Linked DNA regions of Homo sapiens: region 1 is linked to region 2. Evidence: read pairs that join two places in POLR2A ChIA-PET (ENCODE). Cell type or tissue: MCF 10A. All regions are shown on one strand. Each heading gives the region's core, and the rest is flanking DNA. Links, peaks and the distances in the headings are about the cores only. Region 1 has its middle 13 kb from the start of DUSP12. Region 2 holds the start of TRG-GCC4-1 (tRNA-Gly (anticodon GCC) 4-1).

Region 1 (5,380 bases), core at 309-5,308, 250 kb after region 2:
AGTCATAAAAAAGTAACAGTCGTTGTTGCCAGACTTTTAAGCTGGTTTTATAATTATCTGGAGCTAACTTGCTTTTGACTTCTGCTCCAGGAATGTTGCTACACAAGTCTGATTCACCACCCACCCCATTTTTCCCACAACTAACAGTTGCTTCACTGTTGTCTCTAGAAATTTTCTCCAAGCTGCTTACACCATTTTGTAAATTTTGATGCTGGTATTTTAATGTTCATATAAGCAATGAAAACTATAACAAGACAGCAATTATTAGATACATCATGATTTCAGAGATGTTAAAACATTGTTTAAAAAAGTCTTAGAATATATAAAATAAAATAAAAAATCCTGAGCTCTAGGCAAACAAACTTCAAAATGTCTAGGAAAAAAAGTTACATATAGTCCTACATGTGGCCAGAGACTAAAGGTGGACATCTTTCAGGATGAATTGGAGGTCCTCAAAAAATCTGAAGGGGAAAGTAAAGACTGTTTAGTTCAACCAAGAAACCATTTATTGAGATGCTTCAGGCTGGGCATGGTGGCTTATGCCTGTAATCCCAACACTTTGGGAGGCTGAGGTGGGCAGATCACCTGAAGTCAGGAGTTTGAGACCAGCCTGACCAACATGGTGAAAACCAGTCTCTACCAAAAATACAAAATTAGTGGGGCATGGTGGCACGCACCTGTAATCCCAGCTACTTGGGAGGCTGAGGCAGGAGAATTGCTTGAACCTGGGAGGCGGAGGTTGCAGTGAAGCGAGATCTCCCCATTGCACTCCAGCCTGGGCAACAAGAATGAAACTCCGTCTCAAAAAAAAAAAAAGAGATGCTTCTAAATTTTTCCTGCCATGTGGCCACGCAGCTGTGCTTGACTTTTTGTGAGAATGTGGCCTTCCATTACTTCCCAAGGAAAGCCCACTCTTATCTTTGGACAGCTCTAGAAATTAAAAAGTTCTTCCTTACTATAATGAGCAAAATGATTTTGTTGTAACTTCTACTCACTGTACCCCCTTGTGTTACACAGAACAAATCTAATTTCTGGCCCTCTTGACAGGCCTTCAGATAACTAAAGACACTGCTTAGCTCATGCCTATGTTTTCTTAAAGGTATACTATTTCATTCGAATTTTTTTTTCCTCAGGGTTTTTAACTTTTTCAAATTTGGAATTCCTTCTCCATCCTGGCCTTTTTATTTTTATTTTTATTTTTGCTGTTAACCTATTTTTATTTTGTTTTATTTTTATTATATTTTAAGTTCTGGGGTACATGTGCAGAACGTGCAGGTTTGTTACATAGGTATACATGTGCCATGGTGGTTTACTGCACCCATCAACCCGTCATCTGCATTACGTATTTCTCCTAATGCTATCCCTTCCCTACCTCCCTAGCCCCCAACAGGCCCCAGTGTGTGATGTTCCCCTCCCTGTGTCCATGTGTTCTCATTGTTCAACTCCCACTTATGAGTGAGAACATGCGGTGTTTGGTTTTCTGTTCTTGTGTTAGTTTGCCGGGAATGATGGTTTCTAACTTCATCCATGTCCCCCCAAACCACTCGTTTTTTAAATAGCATATCTCCAGTTTTAAAATTTGGGACCCATGACTTACTTACCATGTTCCTCAGATGGATGTGTCCAGGGAGAATACGGCAGGAAGGCAGGGTTTTATTTTTATTTTGTACAATTAAACAATTGTACTTGTGACAGGATGTCAGAAATGATATTTCAAGATACAGTGGACATGAAATTCTGAAGCTGGATCATCATATGAAGAATTTACAAAGGAAATGGTTGAGGATCTATCTGTTCCTTGACTTTTGGACTCTGAAATCATGTCAAGGGATAAAAAGGGGCCAGGATATGGAGAGGAGAGAGGATCTGTGAAATGATTTATTTGCCATATTTCCCCTTCATAGTGGGGAGGCATGGGAAGCTTACCTCCTCATTCTCAAGCCTAATGAGAAAGATACCCATGGAATCACCCAGGTAGGTCTGAAATGTATTCTCTGCAGTAGGGAGATACAGGGAACTGGGCCTGACTTAGGCTTGAGAAAGTTAAAGTGAGCTATGGTGGTAGGATAGAAGAGCCTATTTTAGGATTAGCCAGCCCTACAAAAGATCCAGGAGCCACATCTATATATATTTCTGTGGCCTATGAAAAACAGAGTGCTTGCTGGGCACAGTGGTGCATGCCAGTAGTCCCAGCTCCTCAGGGGGCTGCAGTAGGAGGATCGCTTGAACCCAGGAGTTCTGGGCTCTAGTGCACTATGCCCATTGGGTATTCATACTAAGTTCGGCATCAATATGGTGATCTCCTGGGAGCAGGGGATCTCTAGATTGCCTAAGGAGAGGTAAATGGCCCGGGTGAGAAATGGAGCAGGTCAAAACTCTGTGCTGACTAATAGTGAGATAGCACCTGAGAATACCCACTGCACTCCAACCTGGCCAACACAGAAAGACACTGTGTCTTTATAAAAAGAAAGAAACAATAACAATAAAATTAAGAAGAAAGAGACCTAGTATGGGGTTGCCTTGGTTCCTGTACTATAGGGTCACCAGGAGGGGCAGATAAAGGCACCAAAAAGCTGGAGTTGCATCTATATTCCTAGGGGCAGAGGAAAGAGGTGCACTGGAACACCTGGAGGAGAGATGCATCTGCCTTGAGCACAACACCCTAAGGAAACAATTCCCAGAAATAAACATCCAAAAAGTCTACAAAAATGCTCATGGGAGAACAAGTTAGCTTTAGCCACCTGTCAAATTCAGAGAGTAGAAAGCAGCTCAGCCAAATAACTTTCTGTTCCCTTACCTATTCTCCCTTTCTTCCCTCTGCTCTCCTACTTTGGCCTACGTGAGAAGCAAACAGACGCTAATGAGAGGAGGAGGGGATGTGGAGAGAGAGAGAGAGAGGGAGAGAGAGAGAGAGAGAAACACCAATCAAGTCCCTTCCCCAAGTCAACACCTTAAATGGATAAGTAAGAAGACAGACTTACCTTTGGATAAAGACTGGAGGTCTGATTAACATCTAGAATGGGCATCCTGATTTAGAAATTGAAACTATACTTGTAGCCTAAAGTCATTATAAGACTCTCCATTACCTAAAGAAGCAGAAAAATCATGGCTATTTGCAAACTTTAATGTACACATGAATCACCAGGGCGCTGGGTGATTCATGTGTACATTAAAGTTTGCCAATATCCACGGCAAATGCAGATTGTGATTCAGTGGTCTGGGGTGGGGCCTGAGAGTCTGCATTTCTGAGAAGCTTCTAATTGATGCCAATGTTGAAGGTTCTTGGGCCACACTTTGAGTAGCAGGGTGCTGTGAGCCAGGGAGGATTACCCACACTGAATACATTTTAAATTGATTTTGAAAGATAAAAGAGCTACATTTTGATCAGGTAATGAATTGTGCTTTTAACATACAAGTTACACTTTATTTAATTTTTCAAACATTATTATGAATATAGTCTATTTGAAAACTTCATACTGTATTAAAAAAATGTTAAGCCTATTTTTCTTGCCATCCTCCCACCCACTCCCTCAGTGGGTTATAGATGTAACCACTATTTAACAATTTGATGTGCACTCTTCCAGGCCTTTTATTTTAAAAAAGAGCTTTTTAAGTATATTATTATATTGATCAGGATTCAATTTCAGAGAACAGAATTAACTCTAGCTGGATTAAGGAGGAAGGAATTTATTACACAGTATTTAATAGCTTACAAAATGGTTGGGAGAGATGAAGAGACAGACTGTAGTTTGTGTTCTCAGCAAAGTTTCCCAATATCAGTTCAACAAGGGAGTTGCTGCCTCTTCTGAGATCAGAAATTTGCCAGCCTTGGGTCACACAGCCATTGCTATGATTAAGAAAACAGTCACGATAGAAGAGACACTGCTATTGCTACGGTGCCAAGACCATACCTGTCTTCTATGGTCCAAGGAATGGATGCTCAGGGCCCTGCCCCTAGCAACACAAAGCTAGATCCTGGACACTAGGTAGGTACTATTGCTGGTAAAGAAAAACCAAAATCTTTCTCAACCAGGTTTCCAGAAGCAACATCAGCTGCAGTAGTACAGCCTCCGCTTCACTTTTACCTTCCATGTGTTGTATAAGGGCTTCTGAATGGCCAGACTTAAATTACACCAAGCACCTCACTGCAGGGGAGTCACGGTCCCTTTTACATTTCCAGGCTCTGCAGTTCAGAAAGGCACTTGAGATGGTAATGAGTGGATGTTGACACCACCTCTACAGACAACAAAGGGGTTAGTCCTAGAATTTTATTGCTGGAAAAGACTTAGGGATTTAGTCTAACTTGTTAATTTGAGAGAAAGGAAATTGAGACCCAGAGAGCTGAAATGACTTGATAGTGATGGAATAGAAATAGAACTCCAGCCATTTACATGGAGTTGAATGTAGCCTAACGAGATAGCTTCCTCTCCAGGACTCGTGATATTCTCCAGCCCCATTGGGCTTATTGCCTATAAACTTACCAGAGAGATTGTTTTCATCTAAAGCACACCTCTTTGCTCCCCAACTTTTGTTTATGCAGTTCATTTTGGGGACCAAAATGCAAAACCTTATACCTTATATTTATCTCTTTTAAATTATGTCTTTGTTAATGTAATAAGACAATTTTTGATCCCAGTACAGTCCCTCCCAGCTTGTAACACATGCATATTAGGTAAGCATATCTTTATGCTCTAATCAAAATTACTTTTTTAAAAAATTGAATAAAGCAGATGAAAGAAATTTGGGTGGAGCTCTATCTCACTAGAAATCTATTTCTTGATCGCTACCTATCTGTGTTGTACTCTTTTGGTATGATTGTTTGACCAATTACCAGCCTAGTTGACTGTTCTCTCTCTATTTTTTTTGTATTTTTTTTTTTTTTTTGAGACAAAGTCTTAATCTGTCACTCAGGCTGGAGTGCAGTGGCACGATCTTGGCTCACTGCAACCTCTGCCTCCTGGGTTCAAGCAATCCTCCTGCCTCAGCCTCCAGAGTAGCTGGGATTACATGTGCTTGCCACCATGCCTGACTAATTTTTGTATTTTTAGTAGAGACAGGGTTTCGCCATATTGGCCAGGCTGAGTAGTTGACTGTTCTCATATTGAGCTCATAATTATCTCCCTTGTCCACAAGGAGGTCTGTCCAGAAGCCTAGGGAAGTACCCAGTATATGAACATTTCCCTAATCTGCCTGTCTACTCATCCTGTCAAAAAAAAAAAAAAAGAAAACCAAAAAAACAGACTATCAGGGCAAGACCATTCTTGGTAAGCTCATGCTGGCACCTAGTGGACACTGCTTCTTTTTAGGAGCATTTACAAGCCCTTCCTGCAGTCATCTGCCCTGAGAATATCATTTTGGATTGGAGGCAGCCTTAAGGTTT
Region 2 (5,380 bases), core at 297-5,296:
GCCCATGGCCCTGGTGCAGGATCCACTAGGTGAAGCCAGCTGGGCTCCTGAGTCTAGTGGGGACTTGGAGAACTTTTATGTCTAGCTGGAGGATTGTATATGCACCAATCAGCACTCTGTGTCTATCTTAGGGTTCATGGATGCACCAATCAGCAGTCTGTATCTAGCTAATCTGGTGGGGACTTGGAGAAGTTTTATGTCTAGCTGGAGGATTGTAAATGCACCAATAAGCACTTTGTGTCTAGCTCAAGGTTTGTAAATGCACCAATCAGCACTCTGTGTCTAGCTAAAGGATTGTAAATGCACAAATCAGCACCCTGTCAAAACAGACCAATCAGCTCTCTGTAAAATGGATGAATCAGCTCTCTGTAAAATGGACCAATGAGCTCTCTGTAAAATGGACTGATCAGTAGGATGCAGGTGGGGTCAGATAAGGGAATAAAAGCAGGCTGCCCAAGCCAGCAGTGGGCAGCCAGCAGGGGCAATCCGCTCGGGTCCCCTTCCACACTGTGGAAGCTTTGTTCTTTGACTCTTGGCAATAAATCTGGCTGCTGCTCACTCTTTGGGTCCATGCCGCCACCTTTAAGAGCTGTAACACTCACCAGAAAGGTCTGCAGCTTCACTCCTGGAGCCAGCGAGACCACAAACCCACTAGAAGGAACGAACAACTCCAGACGTGCCGCCTTTAAGAGCTGTAACACTCACAGGGAAGGTCTGCAGCTTCACTCCTGAAGTCAGAGACCACGAACCCACCAGAAGGAAGAAACTCCAGACATATCTGAACATCTGAGGGAAGAAACTCTGGACACACCATCTTTAAGAACTGTAACACTCACCACGAGGGTCTGTGGCTTCATTCTTGAAGTCAGCCAGACCAAGAACCCACCAATTCTGGACACACTTTCCCTGGCGACCCCGGCGGTCAGTCTCTCGGCCCTGGGCAGCTGAGAAAGCACAAGATGGGACGAGTCGGCCTCTCTCCCTCTGCTATCCCTCTGTGCTGTGCCCCAGGTACCTCAACGTGACGAGAGCCTCCCCTTCTGCTCGCCACATTGGGCCAGTCTTTCGTGGATGCTCCAATGGGACGGAGGCCCATGGCAGGTTGTGACCAGTGAAGGGTGGCTGGTGGCGAGCTCTGCTGTGACAGCTTCCATTGGCATTTGCCATCAGTGCATAGGTGGTTCAGTGGTAGAATTCTTGCCTGCCACGCAGGAGGCCCAGGTTTGATTCCTGGCCCATGCAGCACGCCCTCCCATTTTGGTGCTGCAGCAGCACCAAGGCGTAGCTGCGTTCGCCTCTGCCGCCTCCTTACACTCGGGGCACGTGAGCTTGTCCTGCACTGGCTGCGCTCCCACGCATGACGCCCCTCTGCCCTTTCTTCCATGCCTCTCTTGACTGACTTAAGGATGAGGCTCTCCCCCACCCCCCCACCTGGGTAACAACAATCCCTCCAAACACAATAGTGCACCAGACACCAGCCCTTGACAGCCTCCTGGTCCTGTTTCTGTTCATTGCCCTGCCACCACCTCTGCCTGACGCATTTCACTTCAAGGAATACCGCCAGGCACCACAGGGCTTGTAGCCACTTGCCCCACCTCTTCTCTTCACATTTCACCACCTCGACCTCTTTCTCTCTCTCTCTCTCTCTCCCTCTCGCTGGCTCCCCACATCCAGAAAATGATGCCATGGTTGCCCTTCCAGTAGCAAGGAAGACGCGACTCTGGGGAGTAACTCATCACTTTCCCCTAGTTGGTCACACAGTCCTTAACGCGACCACGTGAGTGTGCACGTGGCATGTGCACCATCTATATTCAACGTGTTCCAGCTACTCCACACTCTCTCCCCTCATTCTGTCGGCACCACCACCGCCATGTCACAACTCCCAACCTAACCCCAATCCACCACTTTAGTCGAGGATGCTGCCTTGTTTCTCTCCCTTGGACCTCTTTTCATCTCAGCCCCAGACACATGCCTGAGACGTGAATGTGTATCCTGAAGACGGCTTACTTATGTCTCGGGTCCAGTTGCATTCCCTACCCCTTTGGGACGTGGGATGTCGCCTCCAGTCACTCTGTCACGATGTCTCTCCCACCCTGGGCTGCTTGCCACCTCACCCCAGCCCCACTCCATACTCTGACAGCCTAGCCCAAACAGCATCCCAGTCTCGCTGGTGGGGGTCCCCTTTGTCCACACAGACTTCATTCCTTCCCAGACCAACCCTCTGAAAAAGTACTGTTCCATCCAGCCTTCAGGCTCAGCCCTCCCTCCCCTGCCTTTGTCTCACCCCATCTGCTCTTTCACTCACACACAGACACACACACAAACACACACACACACACACTCTCTCTCTGTCTCTCTGTTTTTCTCTCTCACTCTCAGTGTCTCTCTCTCAGGCAACTCTCCCTCTTGCAGTCAATGACCCTGTCTCACATGACTCACATCCCCCAGTCCTGGGCTGCTTCAGGTTGTGTCACCAGCTGGCATCCCTCATACCGCACAGGTAGCCAGCACAGGCAGTTTGGAACATGCCCCAATGCCCTAGGCATGTGACCAACCTCCTTCTGGATGGACAGCCTCGGTCCCAGATCTTGCTAGTCAGCCTGTGCACCCCCTGGACACTCTGGACTCTTTCTCCCACCTCCCAGCATGTGGCATGCTTCTGTCCTTTCTTTGGTTTCAGCCCCTTGCCCCAGTGTGGGGTGGACTCCGGCCACAGGAATGGACACCTTCGTCCATCACTGTCACCCGTTGACATCCACCCACATCACGCTGGCAAGCAAGCTAGCCTCCCGTGGGGATGGCAAACATCTCTATCCCTGATCGGGTCTGGTCTCTGCGGGTGATCCAACTGTGCCAAGATCCCACGAATGACACGGGACAGGTTTGTGCAGTTGGTTGGGCGTCTACTTTGACCCTAAAGAGTGTTTTGGCAGTAAGTCGACTGAGCTCTGCTTTTTAGTGAGGGAATCAGCCCCACAAAAAGATCAATGCAGGGATAAATAGAGGGTTGGAGAGCTGGGCTGATCTGTTCCAAGGAGGGGATGGGAAGAAATTCCACAGCAAATATAGGTGTTGCAGATAGGTGCCATCTCCTTATGTTCCTTGCCATTTGGAGAGAAGATAGAGTAGGTGAAGAAATGGGAAATAAATGTCACCTAGATATCTATCTTGAACCCTGACTTTCCACACATGCTTTGGTTTGCTTGGCTGTTGGGTTTTCCCCAGGAGCTCCTGTATCTCCGTGCTTCAAAATCCGTTGCCAGGTTGGTCTAACTCTTGGGACTTCTCAAATTCATTTTCACATCCAGAATAGGTGAGAAACTTAAACTTGTCAACTGTAAGTGGGAGCTTGCATACATGCAGGAACTCTGCCTTGCACAAATATAGGCACAGACGCACGTGCAAACAGGCAACTGCTGGCACCTATGCACACCACCTAATCTTATTAGAATGTGTACAATAAACACATAGTAATGGCCAACTAACGGGTATATGAAGAAAATGCTCAGTATGTCCAATCATCAGGGAATGTAAATCCAAACCACGATGAGGTGTCATTTTATCCCAGCTAGGATGGCTATCATTAACCAGAAGGGAAACTAACTGAATTTGGACAGGAGGTCGATAAAAGGGAATACTTAGAAACCTATCTCAGGAAGAAAAATAAGTACAGCCATTAGTGTTAAGAAAGTGTGTTTATTTCCAAATGGCAGCATGTGCATTAAGAGCTAAGAAAGCATACGTGGAGTCAGTTTAAATGTTAGCTACCTTTCACTTGTTTAATTCTAGTGCTCTTGTAGGAAATATCAGTTTAGCTAGTTGTGTGCTTGTGCCTGGAGAGAGAAAGACACACGTTCCATAATATTTAGAGTGCCTGCTGCATATCCTGCCTGATGGAGTTCTTGCTCCACAAAGGAACTTCCGTCCTTGAAGAGAGTACAATCTGTATCTTCTAGAGGGGTTTCACTGAGATCCTCCCTGGCTGCAGAGGTCTGTACCACAACTTGCTCACAGTTATCTTTAGGTTTCCCAGTTTCCTAGGGATGGACAGCGGCTGGGTTTAGGTGAGAGCAAGTTTTTAACTGGATTATAGGCCCTTCTTACAGCAGAGCCTGATATTTAAAGAGCCGTCTGTCCATTAGCCAAAGGTTTCCCCTAGAGGACAGCAATCCTACTACATTACGTGGAGGTATAAAGAGTTCTGCCATTTCCCAGGGATAATTTGGTAGCCTCTGGTACCAGTAGGACCACTGCTGCTACTGCTCAGAGGCATGCTGGCCATCCTTTAGCTACCAAATCAAGTTTCTTACTCAGGTAGCCCACTGGTTGTTGAGATGATCTTTAGGCTTGACTTAAAATTCCCAGTGCCATTCCCTTCCTTTCTAATATATAAAGATTGAAGGCCCTCCCTATGGGAAGGCTGAGGGCTGGTGCCTTAAGTAAGGCTTGTTTTTGCTGGTTAAAGGCCTTTTGAACTTCAGGTTCCAAGGTCAGGAAATGAGTTTTAGCCAGCTGAGTTTCTTTTATGAGGTGTTATCAGGGGTGAGCTATCTCACCATACCCAGGTATCCATAGTCTGCAAAATCCTGTCATGTACCAAAATCCTCTTAGTTGCTTGAGGGTCTTAGGAAGGGGGAAGGAAGAAATGGGTTCAATCCTTTCTACCCCTAATGCTCTGGTCCCTTCAGACAACAGTAAACCTAGGTACTTCACTGAGGTTTGGCAAAGCTGCACCTTGGATTTTGAAACCTCATATCCTTTGTCAGCTAGGAAATTAAGAAGAGCTTCTGTGTCTTCCTGAGAAGCTTCCTCAGTTGGGGCACAGAGCAGGATGTCATCTACATATTGTGAGACCCTGACCTGAGGATGAGAAAACTCAGAGAGGTCCTTTGATAGTGCCTTTCCAAACAAGTGAGGACTATATTGAAATTCCTGAGGCAGCACCATCCATGTTAACTAGGTTGTTTGGCCAGAACTTAGAAGACAAACAGGTATTGAGAGTTAGGATATAATGGTATACAGAAAAAGGCAACCTTTAGATCTAGGACTGTGAACCATTTAGTTCCCTCAGGTATTTGAGTTAGCAAGGCATAGGAATTAGAGACCACTGGATGAATTGGGACTATGGCCTATTAATGAGGCAGAGGTCCTGAACTACTCTCCATTCCCCATTGGGTTTTTGTACTCCTAATATTGGGGTGTTGCAGGTGCTTTTACAGGGTTTGAGGAGGTCCTGCATTTTCAGGTTATTAATAATGGCTTATAGCCCTTTCCTAGCTTCTGACTTTAGAAGATATTGTCTCTGGTTAGGAAAATAAGTAGGATCCTTAGGGTTGATCTGGACCGGCCTAGTGGTTAAAGCTCGACCTTATTCTTCCTT

What was found. Peaks named below come from ENCODE experiments on the same cell type or tissue, not always from the same donor. Only the 100,000 strongest peaks of a DNase experiment are listed, where the experiment ranks them.
Region 1: POLR2A ChIA-PET joins it to region 2 with 5 read pairs; 4 of 35 experiments call an interaction of 5 or more read pairs at or near these places.

The regions. Positions count from the first base shown.
Region 1 is chr1:161,733,648-161,739,027 of GRCh38, forward strand. It overlaps the pseudogene RN7SL466P. Among named protein-coding and RNA genes, the nearest start is that of DUSP12, 13 kb to the right of the region's middle. RefSeq lists enhancers at 2,454-2,563, 5,351-5,380. In MCF 10A, for the core only: a CTCF peak has its summit at 5,277 (motif pointing left); DNase peaks (open chromatin) are centred at 3,164 and 5,274.
Region 2 is chr1:161,479,395-161,484,774 of GRCh38, forward strand. It overlaps TRG-GCC4-1 (tRNA-Gly (anticodon GCC) 4-1), which reads left to right and starts at 1,172; the gene lies at 1,172-1,242. In MCF 10A, for the core only: no CTCF peak of the experiment used is centred there; DNase peaks (open chromatin) are centred at 1,577 and 2,467.